4 separate regions of the Homo sapiens genome follow, and all the other regions are linked to region 1. A link is a contact called in ENCODE Hi-C or POLR2A ChIA-PET data. All regions are on one chromosome and are shown on one strand. Each heading gives the region's core, a stretch centred on a gene start or an enhancer-like site at or near the end of the contact. The rest is flanking DNA. Distances are from core to core; before and after follow the strand shown. Region 1 has its middle 15 kb from the start of ASPRV1. Region 2 holds the start of C2orf42 (chromosome 2 open reading frame 42). Region 3 overlaps C2orf42 (chromosome 2 open reading frame 42). Region 4 holds the start of LINC01816 (long intergenic non-protein coding RNA 1816).

Evidence for each region. A loop is a pair of places that touch in the nucleus more often than their neighbours do. ChIA-PET counts read pairs that join two places held with the same protein, here RNA polymerase II (POLR2A). Pooled maps may share reads with other maps.
Region 2: a pooled map shows a loop between it and region 1 (8-fold over the local background). The contact joins the promoter of C2orf42 here to the enhancer-like site in region 1. A Hi-C loop is called at or near these places in 7 of 50 pooled maps. POLR2A ChIA-PET finds 5 or more read pairs at or near these places in 10 of 52 experiments (A549, CD4-positive, alpha-beta memory T cell, HEK293T and 6 more).
Region 3: a loop to region 1 is called in a pooled map, with 2.1 times the contacts of the local background. The contact joins two enhancer-like sites. A Hi-C loop is called at or near these places in 1 of 50 pooled maps. POLR2A ChIA-PET finds 5 or more read pairs at or near these places in 5 of 52 experiments (A673, Caco-2, T-cell and 2 more).
Region 4: a pooled map shows a loop between it and region 1 (4-fold over the local background). The contact joins the promoter of LINC01816 here to the enhancer-like site in region 1. A Hi-C loop is called at or near these places in 5 of 50 pooled maps. POLR2A ChIA-PET finds 5 or more read pairs at or near these places in 13 of 52 experiments (CD4-positive, alpha-beta memory T cell, Caco-2, HepG2 and 9 more).

The regions. Positions count from the first base shown.
Region 1 is chr2:69,945,235-69,948,237 of GRCh38, forward strand. It overlaps a transcript of ASPRV1 not described here. Among named protein-coding and RNA genes, the nearest start is that of ASPRV1, 15 kb to the right of the region's middle. RefSeq lists an enhancer at 1,249-2,448. Within about 2 kb of position 1,502, at least 12 of the 41 ENCODE cell types and tissues checked have a DNase peak (open chromatin) inside an H3K27ac peak, as active enhancers do; they include PC-9 and Panc1, where a contact is called at or near this core.
Region 2 is chr2:70,189,551-70,192,553 of GRCh38, forward strand. C2orf42 (chromosome 2 open reading frame 42) reads right to left here and starts at 1,469. Exons shown (of 10, transcript NM_017880.3): 1 at 1,423-1,469. RefSeq lists enhancers at 868-977, 1,068-1,117, 1,331-1,916, 1,708-1,767, 1,788-1,877.
Region 3 is chr2:70,160,547-70,163,549 of GRCh38, forward strand. C2orf42 (chromosome 2 open reading frame 42) reads right to left here. Exons shown (of 10, transcript NM_017880.3): 9 at 79-241. Among named protein-coding and RNA genes, the nearest start is that of C2orf42, 29 kb to the right of the region's middle. RefSeq lists an enhancer at 494-543. Within about 2 kb of position 1,410, at least 2 of the 41 ENCODE cell types and tissues checked have a DNase peak (open chromatin) inside an H3K27ac peak, as active enhancers do.
Region 4 is chr2:70,123,863-70,126,865 of GRCh38, forward strand. LINC01816 (long intergenic non-protein coding RNA 1816) reads right to left here and starts at 1,454. Exons shown (of 2, transcript NR_024444.1): 1 at 1,184-1,454; 2 at 174-563. RefSeq lists an enhancer at 1-748 and a silencer at 1,075-1,369.

The sequences.
Region 1 (3,003 bases), core at 252-2,751:
TCTCAAAAAACTAAAACTAGAAAAACAAACCCTCGTAATCTGCACATGCACCCCCTGAATCTAAAATAAAAGTTGGAATTATTTTAAAATATATATAAAAGTAAAGGACATTCAGCTTCCAGTGGCCAAGGGTCCCACAGGCAGGGTCTCTGCAGGAAGTATTGTTCAGGGCTCAGCCCAAACTGGGTGGCGAGGCAGCTCCCTGCCCACTCTGTTCCATGCAGAATTCTGGAGTCATTGCCTCTGCGAGTGTCCTTGTGGAGACTAGATGAGGTAGATGTGGCTGCTGGCTGCTGGCTGGGTTGAACATGTTGCCCAGAGGAAAGGGAAGCTTTGTGTTGGGACAGAGTGACTAACCCACTTTCAGGCAGACGGCAGGGCAGGCTCTAACTGGCTGAAGCTTCCGGGAGCCTCCCCGGCTGTGGGTGAAGGCAGCGTGTCTGGTGAAGGCAGGCTAGGGATGTAATGGGACAGGCGAACCATCTTATCCAAAGGGATGACCACAGGAAGAGCCAGGACGGAGGCCAAGGGCATGCACCTGAGGCCAGGTCTGAGCGGGTGGACTGGGGGTATTGGAGCTAGAGAGGCCCACTCAGGCCCTGGAGAAAAGGGCAGGGGCTTTTCTAGGATGCTCTTGGCCTTGCCTGGGGGCAGAGGTGAGGAAGACAGTCAACGCAGGGAGCTCTGTGTCAGAAATACGTCTGCCTTCAAAGAAAGCAGCCATCCTGGAGGAGAAGGCACCTGGGAGGGCCTTAGGGATAGGGGAAAGAGAGAAAGGCACTGGCCAACCAACACCATTGGCCAGCCAGACAGCCGGGCTGGGTGACACCTGGAGATAGCCCCCAGCCATGCACAGGGACCAGTGGGCGTGGGAGAACCAGTATCTGTTTAGTTACAAGCAGAACATCCAACACACTCGCCTTGCCACGCTGATACTGTCATCCCCCAGAAGGCGGAAAAAACCATTGCTGTGAAGCATTCGAGCCAGTAATGACCAACAGAGACCAATAGGCTGGCCAAGTGGAAATAGAAACTCAGGGGGAGTGCCCATGTCCCCTAGGTACCCCGGAAGGTGGTCCTGGGTGATGGTCACGTGCACAGACTCTGGTCAAATGGAGCTAAGGGTCGATGCCAACTCCACCCTTAACACCCTCGGTGACCCCAGGCAAGTATCTGGGACTCTGCTGACCCGGTCTGTAGAGTGAGGATAATAACAGCATGTACTTCCCAGGGCTGCTAGGGGGATTAAGTAAGGTAAAGTATGCAAACAGCTTTTCCCCATGCCTGACATGCAGAAAGCATTCAGTACATATGAGCAATTATAATCATTTTCCCAGCCAAGGAGAGAACGTTCGAACACTGTCTGGCATGTGACTTGGATTTTCAGAATACAAAATTCCAACACTCAGAGAAGAAATAAGCTTGGAAGGGAAAATTACATTAGAGGGTGGGGAAGTGTTCAAATATGTCATTCTGACTGTGCTGTTTAGACAACAAACAGTAGGCAGGAAGTGGTTAAACCGAAAGGGGGAGCAGAGGGTGACTCAGGGACAGAATGTGGGCATTGACAGTGGAGGGGTGGCTATTTTCCAGGTAGTATCTCACCTATGTGCTGTTCGGAAGGTCAAAACGACCCTAAGACCCCGCCAGCCCTACAGGGCAGTTCCTCTCATAGAGAGACCAGATCATACAGAGGTGGCTCAGAGAGAGAGACAGAGGGAAGCCCTTGCTAAAATGCCCATATGTTGCAAGTATCTCATCAGAAGAGGCCAAATGACTTCAGTTCCCGCATTCACACGTACCTTTGCACTGCAAATTCAGAACAACCGTAGGTAGAGCTCTACCCAGACGGGGACAACTCCACACTTCAAGTATGACCTCTGAGCAACTGCAGAGGTTGTGATGATTCTTGGCTACTTTGCAGTTAATAACTTTGGTCAAAGAAGCTACCAGTCAATGCAGACTAGCACAGGGCATGGAACAGTGTGTGGCCCAGAAGAGGTATCAGTGGAAGAGTAAAGAGATAATCAGGATGGAACCTGGCCCTGCTTTCTTGTCACCACACTTTATAATGTTAGGGAAAAGTATTCTTTTGGAACTCATTGCAGCAATCCCATTGCTTTCCCCTGAAAAACAGGTGTGTTTACCTCAGGGAAACAGTGAATCATGCAACAGATCATCTTTCTCTTCTCCCTTTGGCTGTCAGGAAACTCAGAGCCAAATTCACACTTCACCTTTAGTAATTTTGTGAGAACCTGTAATGTGCATGTTTGTGACCCAGTTTCCCCTTAGTCTCTTCTCTGGCCTTGGCTTTTACTCAACATCTTTCCTATTTTAGTATTTGTAATTTTGGAAGTTACTTCCGATCCACCTTTGTAGAGAACAAGAGGATACTGCCATGCGGAATCACAGTGTAAAATAAAAAATGCTTTTGCAAGCAGACGGAAGTGAGGTTGACTAAGCAGGAGTGAGGTTATTGGGGTCAAGGGTGTGGAGAGGGAAGGTGAATGTGAGGGGTTTTTGGTTTTTTTGTTTGTTTGTTTGGTTATGGAAACAAACTTGCCAAGGACTAGGAGGGTGGTGCCCCAGGGCTGGAAATAATCCCTCCTGTCTAGAAGAACTGGGGCTCCTTTGGGGATATCCGCAGAGGCCAGAGGCAGTGGCAGTGCTGACCTGGGTCTGATTCCCCTGCCAGAAACAGGAAGGAATGCCACCCTTTCTCCTCAACTGGAGAAAGTTCGTTGGATTGCAAGTAAATGAGAATAGTGGTTCTATGGAACTAGCTTTGAATCGGATGTTACAGATTTTTTAGGAGTAAGCCAGAGAGACAGAGGGAGACCCCGTCTCTCAAAAAAAAAAAAAAATTAGCCGAGGTAGTGGCCTGTGCCTGTGGTCCCAGCTACCTGGGAGGCTGAGGCAGGAGAATTGCTTGAGCCCAGGGAGGTGGAGGCTGCAGTGAGTCACGATTGCACCACCGCACTCCAGCCCGGGCCACAGAGTGAG
Region 2 (3,003 bases), core at 219-2,718, 240 kb after region 1:
ACTAAAAATACAAAAAATTAGCTGGGCGAGGTGGCGGGCGCCTGTAGTCCCAGCTACTAGGGAGGCTGAGGCAGGAGAATGGCGTGAACCCTGGGGGGTGGAGCCTGCAGTGAGCCGAGATCGTGCCACTGCACTCCAGCCTGGGCGACAGCGAGACTCCGTCTCAAAAAAAAAAAAAAAAAAATGGCCTGAGTAGCTGGACGTGGTGGCTCACGCCTGTAATCCCAGCACTTTGGGAGGCTGAGGCGGGAGGATCACTGAGCTCAGGAGTTCAAGACCAGCCTGGGCAACATAGTGAGACCCTGTCTCTTAAAAAAAAAAAAAGATACACTGTGGAGTGAAAAAAGTGCAGCACTTTGTAATATGCTATTCTTGGTTTTACTCTTTTAAAAGAAAAAAAAAAAGACGAGAGATACACATATGTATCTATCTAGACACACACACATACAATGTCTATTGCATCAGAAGAAACGACATGGGATTTGGGAAACAGAAGTTAGGAGGGAGACTTACATCTCACTGTTTGGCAGTATTTGAATTTTAAAACATGTACTAGTATTACTTCCTAGAGACTCTATATCGAAAGCATATACAAACAATTAACACAACTTGTAAAGAACGTGGATTTGAAACCTGAAAGATCTGCTGGGTATTCTCTTCTCAGCAAGTTTACAAATCAGCCTCCTCGGCGGGAGAGTGTCAAGGGACTGGTGTTGGAAGCGTTAACCCGCGATGGGTTTCCATCCAACCACTACCCAGACCTAAATGTTTGGTGGATTCTGTTTCATGCTTGTGAGGCACAGTTAGGGGAAAAGAACAAATGATCATTACGGATAAATAATAAAACTAGCTGAGTACACTGCGTGTTAAATCCTTTCTATGCATGTACTGCCCACACGATCCTGTGAGGTAGATACTATGTTACCCATCTTAGAGATGAGGAAACTGTTACTCAGATTTGACGGAAGCGTCACAGCCAGCAGGTAACTCACAAACGTGGGTTTGTAGTCGGCTGGATGGCTTGCCAAACCACAAGTGGGAGGATGGAGCACATCAGCCCTCAACGGCCTCGGAACAGCGGAGGAAGACCGCCGGGGCCCTGCAGTCAACGGAGCGGCCGCCCGACTCCGGGACGCTCACCTCCCGGCCGGCTTCCGGGATGGGTCTGCAGCGACACACACATATCCCCTGGGACCTGCTTCCCGGCATCCTCCCCGCGCGAGCGCTCACTTCCGGTCCCAAGTAGGCCCAGGCAGAAGCATCACCTCGCCGGCAGCCGCTCCTTGGACATGCTTTCCGCTGGGAACCCGAGCTCTACACCCCTGCCCCACCGCCGCCCCGGTCCTTGCTCAGCACTACCCCCTTACCTGCCCTGCGCACCCCCCGCGAGCCCCGGGGCCCTTAGCTGACGACCGCCCTCACCTCTTCTCTCTTCGCCTGCCGCGGCCTTTTACAAACGGGGCCAAACTGTTCGCTGTAACGACAATCGTTATTGGTCAGAGCCGCCCACGCGCGGCAAGTGGCCGCCCACCTGAGCTCGCGTTGTCTTATGGGAGTTTTAGTTCTCTCCTTCAGAGACCGCTGAGACACTGGGGGAATGCGGTGGTAGAACATACGCCGACCTAGCGGCTGTAAAGCTCAGGCTCTGCCTTGGAGTTGGAGTGCTTCTGGCCTATCTTACTGGGCGCTCACCTCCAAGGCTCGTCTTGACTCCCTTCTGGCCTGAGAGAGTCCTATTTCTGAATAGACTTTTGCTGGTAATTGATGCAAAAATGACTTGAGTTGCTGGACGTGGTGGCTCACGCTTGTAATCCCAGCACTTTGGGAGGCTGAGGCGGAGGATCTCTTGAGGCTAGGAGTTCGAGACCAGCCTGAGCGACATAGCGAGACCCTGTCCTTACAAAAAATGAAAATTAAAAAAAAAATCGCCCGAGATTTTCTACATTATTAGCAGATGTCAGCTGCGAATTTGGAGTTTGTTTGGAGGTTCTTGCCCACCTGAGTATTCACCTCTATCACATGTATGTTTATGACAAGTTAACTTTTTCTCCCTTAAGTACACTTTGAACTACACTTGAACGTTTTCTCTTAAAATGAGATAAAAAAGAGCTTCCTGTATATCTTAGTTCTGGTCCTTGGAATCACGGAATAAATCTAAATGCTCATCGTTCATGATTGAAGATAGCTCCCGAGTGCAATGTGTTCATGGTGAGGCCACTGTGTTGGAAAACCCTGGAATGAGGTTTTCTGCTCTCCTGACCCTAGTCTGGCTACTTACTAGTGGTAGCAGGTTAATTTACTATTGGGAAACCTTAGTCAACTATTTATAAGAGAAGTGGAACGTTCCGGCCGGGCGTCGTGGCTCACGGCTGTAATCCCAGCACTTTGGGAGGCCGAGGCGGGCGGATCACAAGGTCAAGAGATCGAGACCATCCTGGCCAACATGGTGAAACCCTGTCTCTCTACTAATACAAAAAAAAAAAGTTAGCTGGGCGTGGTAGCGCGTGCGGGTAGTCCCAGCTACTCGGGGCACTAAGGCAGGAGAATCGCTTGAACCTGGGAGGCTGAGGTTGCAGTGAGCTGAGATCGCGCCACTGCACTCCAGCCTGGCGACAGAGCGACTCCGTCTAAAAAATAAATAAATAAAATAAAAAAAGAGAAATGGAACATTCCAGGACTAATGTTTGTAGTATTAGTTCTTAAACTGGAAAGAGAGGGAGAGGGACACAATTTTTCCAGAAGACTTTTTAGTTTTCTTTCCATTTATTATGTAAACTAAAAATAAAATCCCATGCCCCACAGCCAACTGAATGAACCCTCACCCCTTGGCCAAGGGGATGTTAAACTGAATTCTGAATTCTCCTGGGTGGAAAGGGAGGTCGGACATGCCTCCTTATACTCCCTCTTTTGGAGTTTAGGCACAACTGACCACCATTAATGTTAAAAGAGAAATTATAAGAATGGCAGAACAGACTCTCTGTAGCAATAGAATACCAAATAATA
Region 3 (3,003 bases), core at 160-2,659, 220 kb after region 1:
ATCCAAAGCTTTGGACAGTGTACTGTACTGTTCACCAGCTGACACTCAAAGGAAGATGCAGTTTTGAAGTTCACTTACCAACTTTGAGAAAAGTTTTTAGTTCCAAGGGTCGCAGCACTGGTTGTTTTTCTATACGACCGTAGGTTTCTGCTATGCTTTCTACTTCCACTTTAGGGCATTTAAATAGCTCATAAGTCCCATCTCGGTTCTGGATAAAGCTACGGGTGATTTCCAAGGGCATCTGGACACCAAGACAATACCAAAAAAAGGTGAGAGAGAAAACTTTCAAAACAGACCAATACCTGGATGACGACAAATCTTTTATTATTCCTTCTTTCTTGTTAAGTATATTCAAATGAATTACAACTTCCCTGTTTTTCAAGAAAATCCTGTCAACAAATCTGCCTTTTCTCCCTTACATCATTCATGGCTTTCCTTTTTTCTCTAAAATCTTAAATTTCCACCCCAGCCAAACTATATACCAATTGAGCCTCTAACATCTTCATGGGTACATGACTGCTGCTGGCACAGACCTGCTCTAAAATCAGTTTCATTCCTTCCCCTACTGCTCTGCTAGCAGCATTCTTCTCTTAAATTCCTTTGTTCATAGCACCTGCAGCTCACCTCACATCCTGTATGCTTCATACTGTCCTTGGGACTGAGCCAAGCAGAACTGGAACTGGATGCTGTGGTGACCCAGAGCAAATTACAAACTTCTCAGAGCCTGTTTTCTCACGGGCAAAATGCAGTTAATGCCAGGGCATGGCTGGGAGGTCAAATGAGGTGACGGAGGTAAGTAATGCCTGACAGTGAGAAGCTCCATGATGGTTAGCTCTATTCTCCCACATGCCTGCACCCTGAGTTGCTTCAGTGTCTCCCTAAATGTCATCCATTCCAGGCTAAAAACTGCCTCTGTGCCATGTGCATTTAAAGGAGTTCCTCAAGTGTTTTTAATGCCAACACAGCCCTTTTCTAGGGTTCACATGTATTTACTTTTTTTAAGAGGCAAGGTCGCTAGGAGTGGTGGCTCACGCCTGTAATCCCAGAACTTTGGGAGGCTGAGGTAGGCGGATCACCTGAGGTCGGGAGTTTGAGACCAGCCTGACCAACATGGAGAAACCTCATCTCTACTAAAAATACAAAATTAGCCAGGCGTGGTGGCAGACGCCTGTAATCCCAGCTACTCAGAAGGCTGAGGCAGGAGAATCGCTTGAACCTGGGAGGTGGAGGTTGAGGTGAGCCAAGATCACATGATTGCACTCCAGACTGGGCCACAAGAGTGAAAGTCCGTGTCAAAAAAAAAAAAAAAAAAAGAGTCAAGGTCTCACTTGGTTGCCCCTGCTGGAGTACAGTGGCACAATCATGGCTCACTGTAGCCTCCAACTCCCAGGCTCAAGTGATCCTCTTGCTTCAGCTTTCTTAGTGGTTGGGACTATAGGCACACACCACCAGGCCTCACTTTTTCTTTTTTTCTTTTTTTTTGGAGATGGAGTCTAGCTCTGTCACCCAGGCTAGAATGCAGTGGCACGATCTCAGTTCACTGCAACCTCCGCCTCCCAGGTTCAAGTGATTCTCCTGCCTCAGCCTCCCGAGTAGCTGGGATTACAGGAGCAAGCCACCACGCCCGGCTAATTTTTGTATTCTAGTAGAGACGGGTTTTCACCATGTTGGCGAAGCTGGTCTCAAACCCCTGACCTCAGGTGATCTGCCCACCTTGGCCTCCCAAAGTGCTGGGATTACAGGCATGAGCCACCTCGCCAGCCTCTTTTGCTTTCTTTCTTTCTTTCTTTTTATTTTTTTAAGAGTAGGGGCCTTTGCTGGCCTGGCGCACTGGCTCACGCCTGTAATCCCAGCACTTTGGGAAGCCAAGGAGGGTGGATCACCTGAGGTCAGGAGCTTGGGACCAGCCTGGTCAACATGGTGAAAGCCTGTCTCTACTAAAAATACAAATTAGCTGGGCAGGATGGTGCGCTTGTAATCCCAGCTACTCGGGAGGCTGAGGTGGGAGAATTGCTTGAACCTGGGAGGCAGAGGCTGCAGTGAGCCAAGATTGTGCCCTGCATTCCAGCCTAGACAACAGAGTGAGACTCTGTCTCAAACAAAAAAAAAATAGTAGGGGCCTCGCTGTGTTGCCTAGGCTGGTCTTGAACTCCTGGCCTCAAGCAATCCTTCATCTCAGCCTCCTAAATCGCTGGTATTATAGCCACCATGCCTGGCTCACATGTAAATTCTGTAGCTATCAAACAACTTATTTTTTTTTCCTGAACAGAAGAATGCCTTGCAATTAAGCTACTCTTAATGTATCAAATCACATTATGCTGAATTTTCTACTTTTTTGGAGACGAAGTCTCGATCTTGTCCCCCAGGCTGGAGTGCAATGGCGCAACCTCAGCTCACTGCAACCTCCGCCTCCCGGGTTCAAGCGATTCTCCTGCCTCAGCCTCCCAAGTAGCTGGGATTACAGGTGCCTGCCACCATGCCTGGATAATTTTTGTATTTTTAGTTGTGACGGGGTTTCACCATGTTGGCCAGGCTGGTCTCAAACTCCTGACCTCAGGTGATCCACCTGCCTTAGCCTCCCAAAGTGCTGAGATTACAGGTGTGAGCCACCGTGCGCGGCCTGAATTTTCTACATAATTCTATTACTGTAGGAAAAAAAACTCCATCTCAGATTTTCAGGATCTACTTGAAAAACATACATACATATATATTTTTTGAGACAGCGTCTTGCTCTGTCGCCCAGGCTGGAGTGCAGTGGTGCGATCTCGGCTCACTGCAAGCTCCGCCTCCCGGGTTCACACCATTCTCCTGACTCAGCCTCCCGAGTAGCTGGGACTACAGGAGCCTGCCACCATGCCCGGCTAATTTTTTTGTATTTTTAGTAGAGACGGGGTTTCACTGTGTTAGCCAGGATGGTCTCGATCTCCTGACCTCGTGATCCACCCGCCTCGGCCTCCCAAAGTGCTGTGATTACAGGCGTGAGCCACCGCACCCAGCCCGAAA
Region 4 (3,003 bases), core at 204-2,703, 180 kb after region 1:
GAAGCTGAGGCAGGAGGATCACCTGTGCCCAGAGAGGGCGAGGCTGCAGTGAGCCATCATCGTGCCACTGTACTCCAGCCTGGGCGACAGTTCGAGACCTTTTCTCAAAAAAAGAAAAAAAAAAGTTGTTCAAGTTGTGTAGTGCACGGGAGGAAAGAAGTATGACAATAACATAGGACAGCAGCCGGCTCTTTTTTTCATCAGGATGTGGAGAGTGGGCGCCTTGGGAAGACGAAATTGAGTATGTGCGGGGGAGGGGTCATATGAAACAAGGTCGGGAAGGGGGCGGGGAGAGCTGGGGCTCTGGAGGAGCTTGGGGCTCGCGCTGCGGGGGAGGAAGCGCCTTCCGCGGTCGCTGGGGGGAAGTGGTTAGGAGGAAGCACGGGCAGTGGAGGGGACTGCTGGAGGGTCCCATCTGGGAAAGCAGGCACGGATGCGGGGACATTTCCGCCCGTCACCCTGGCAAAGCGCTCGCAGGGCTGGAGGGACAGAGTTCTCAGATCCAAGTAGAGAAAACCGGGAACGGTTCCGGCTCTGGGGACTGACATTCATCGCGGCAGTTTCTGGTGGCAAAACAGAGGAAACAAAGGAATGATGAAATGAACTGAGCTGCCTTCATGCCCCGGATGAATGTTCAGCCATTAGAAAAGAGTGAATCCCAGCTGGGATTTGGGGTTCCACGGTGTACTAGAAAAGCAAAACAAAGAGAAGCGCCTACTAGATGCCATCTTGGAAAACAAAAGCAAACGTGTGTGTGTGTGTGTGTGTGTGTGTGTGTGATGTTACATGGGCATGGGGAAATTACGGAAGTAAATACTAATGCTTGTGGCCGGGCGCGTGGCTGACGCCTGTAATCCCAGCACTTTGGGAGGCCGAGGCGGACGGATCACGAGGTCAGGAGATCGAGACCACGGTGAAACCCCGTCTCTACTAAAAATACAAAAAGTTAGCCGGGCGTAGTGACGGGCGCCTGTAGTCCCAGCTACACGGGAGGCTAAGGCAGGAGAATGGCGTGAACCCGGGAGGCGGAGCTTGCAGTGAGCCGAGATCGCGCCACTGCACTCCAGCCTGGGTGACAGAGCGAGACGCCGTCTCAAAAAAAAAAAAAAAAATACTAATGCTTGTGTAAATTGGGATGGTGGAAAATGAGGAAGAGGGCGGCAGGGGAATCCTTAGTACTTACAGAGAAAACGGAGCAAGTGTACAAGCACGCCAACCCCCCCGGTGCCCAAGCTCGGCGCTCACGCGGCTAGGATGACGCCCGTGGGACGCCCCAGGGGCCCTGCTCGCAGCCACTCTGCTCAGGGTCATTTATAGTCTCTCCGTTCTTTGTTAAATAAAGACGGTGAGACACGGACGGGCTGGAGCCGGCAGGGGTAGTGGAGGGCAGAGGGGACGGGTCGGGGCGCCCCTCGCTCCTGCCACGCTGCCGCCGCCCCAGACAAAGACAGCTGCGTACGGCGGGAGCGCAGGGGCGCCTGCGCGCAGGGCCTAAATCGCCTGTCCCGTCTCCCCCTGACGCCCACACACCCAAGCGGCAGCCCACTCCCCTTCTACCCCGCAGCCATTTGCTTCCCACCCCTTGATTTTCTTTTTTCTTTTCCCCTCCCCTCAGCATCCCCCCAACCTCCTCTGATACACTTTGGCTAATTGTCTAATGAATTTACCTATTCTAGGTATTTCGTATAAGTGGAATCATATAATATTCGTCCTTCTGTGTCGGCTTATTTTGCTTAGTACAAGGTTTTTTATTTTTTATTTTTTTTTCTTTGAGACACGGTCTCGTTCTGTCGCCCAGGCTGGGGCACAGTGGCGCTCAGCTCACTGCAACCTCCACCTCCGGGTTTCAAGTGATCCTCCCACCTCAGCCTCCCAAATAGCTGGGACTACAGGTGCGCTGCCACCACTGCCTAGCTAATTTTTGTATTTTTGGTAGAGACCAGGTTTCGCCATGTTGCCCACGCTGGTCTCCAGCTCCTTAGCTCAAACGATCCTCCTGCCACAGCCTCCCAAAGTGCTGTAATTACAGGCGTGTGAGCCACCATGCCCGGCCACTTAGCATAATCTTTTCAAGGTTCATCCCTGCTGCAGCACGTATGAGAACTTCATTTCTTTTATTGTATTTGTGGTAATATGTACACAACATAAAGCTTATTTTAATCAATTTTTAAGTGTACAGTTTAGTGGCACTAAATAGTCACGTGGTTGTGCACTCACCACCATCATCCATCTCTAGAACTCTTCCATCATCCTAAACTGAAACTCTGTACCCGTGAAACAACTCCCTCATTCCCCTCTACCCAGCTCCTGGCAACCACCATTCTACTTTCTGTCCCTGTGCACTTGGGAGCATCACCTTTCTGGGACATCTGCAACGGTTCTCTGGAGGATTGTCTCCCCTTTTTTAAAAATTTATTTTCTTTTCTTTCTTTCTTTTTTTTTTTTGGTAGAGAAGGGGTTTCACTTCATTGCCCAGGCTGGTGTCCAACTTCTGGGCTCAAGGAATCTGCCTGCCTTGGCTTCCCAAAGTGTTGGGATTACAAGCATGAGCCACTGTGCCCCGCCTGTGGTCTCATTTTGGAGGGCAAGAGGGATAGAGATAGCCATAACCTGGAGAATATTGAGATGTGGACAACAAGGATGACAAAATTTGGTCCTATGAGAAATCATCTGTGAGGAAGAGTGGAGAGAACTGAGCTTGTTCAAGACAGTGAGGTCCTGGGATGATCTCAATTCATGTAAGAAAACCAGGAAGCAAGGAGGTTTCAGTTTATCAACAGATTTAAAAGGCGCAAGCCTTTTGATATAACTAGAGAAGAGAAGACTCAGGTGATCACACAGACTGTCTTCACCCAAGTGAAGGATGATTATGTAGGAAAGTGGATAGAAGATGCTGTCAACAGAAATGTAAACAGAATCATGTTAACAATTTTTCAGTAGGCACTTTTTTTTTTTTTTTTGAGATGGAGTCTTGCTCTGTTGCCCAGGCTGGTGTGCAGTGGT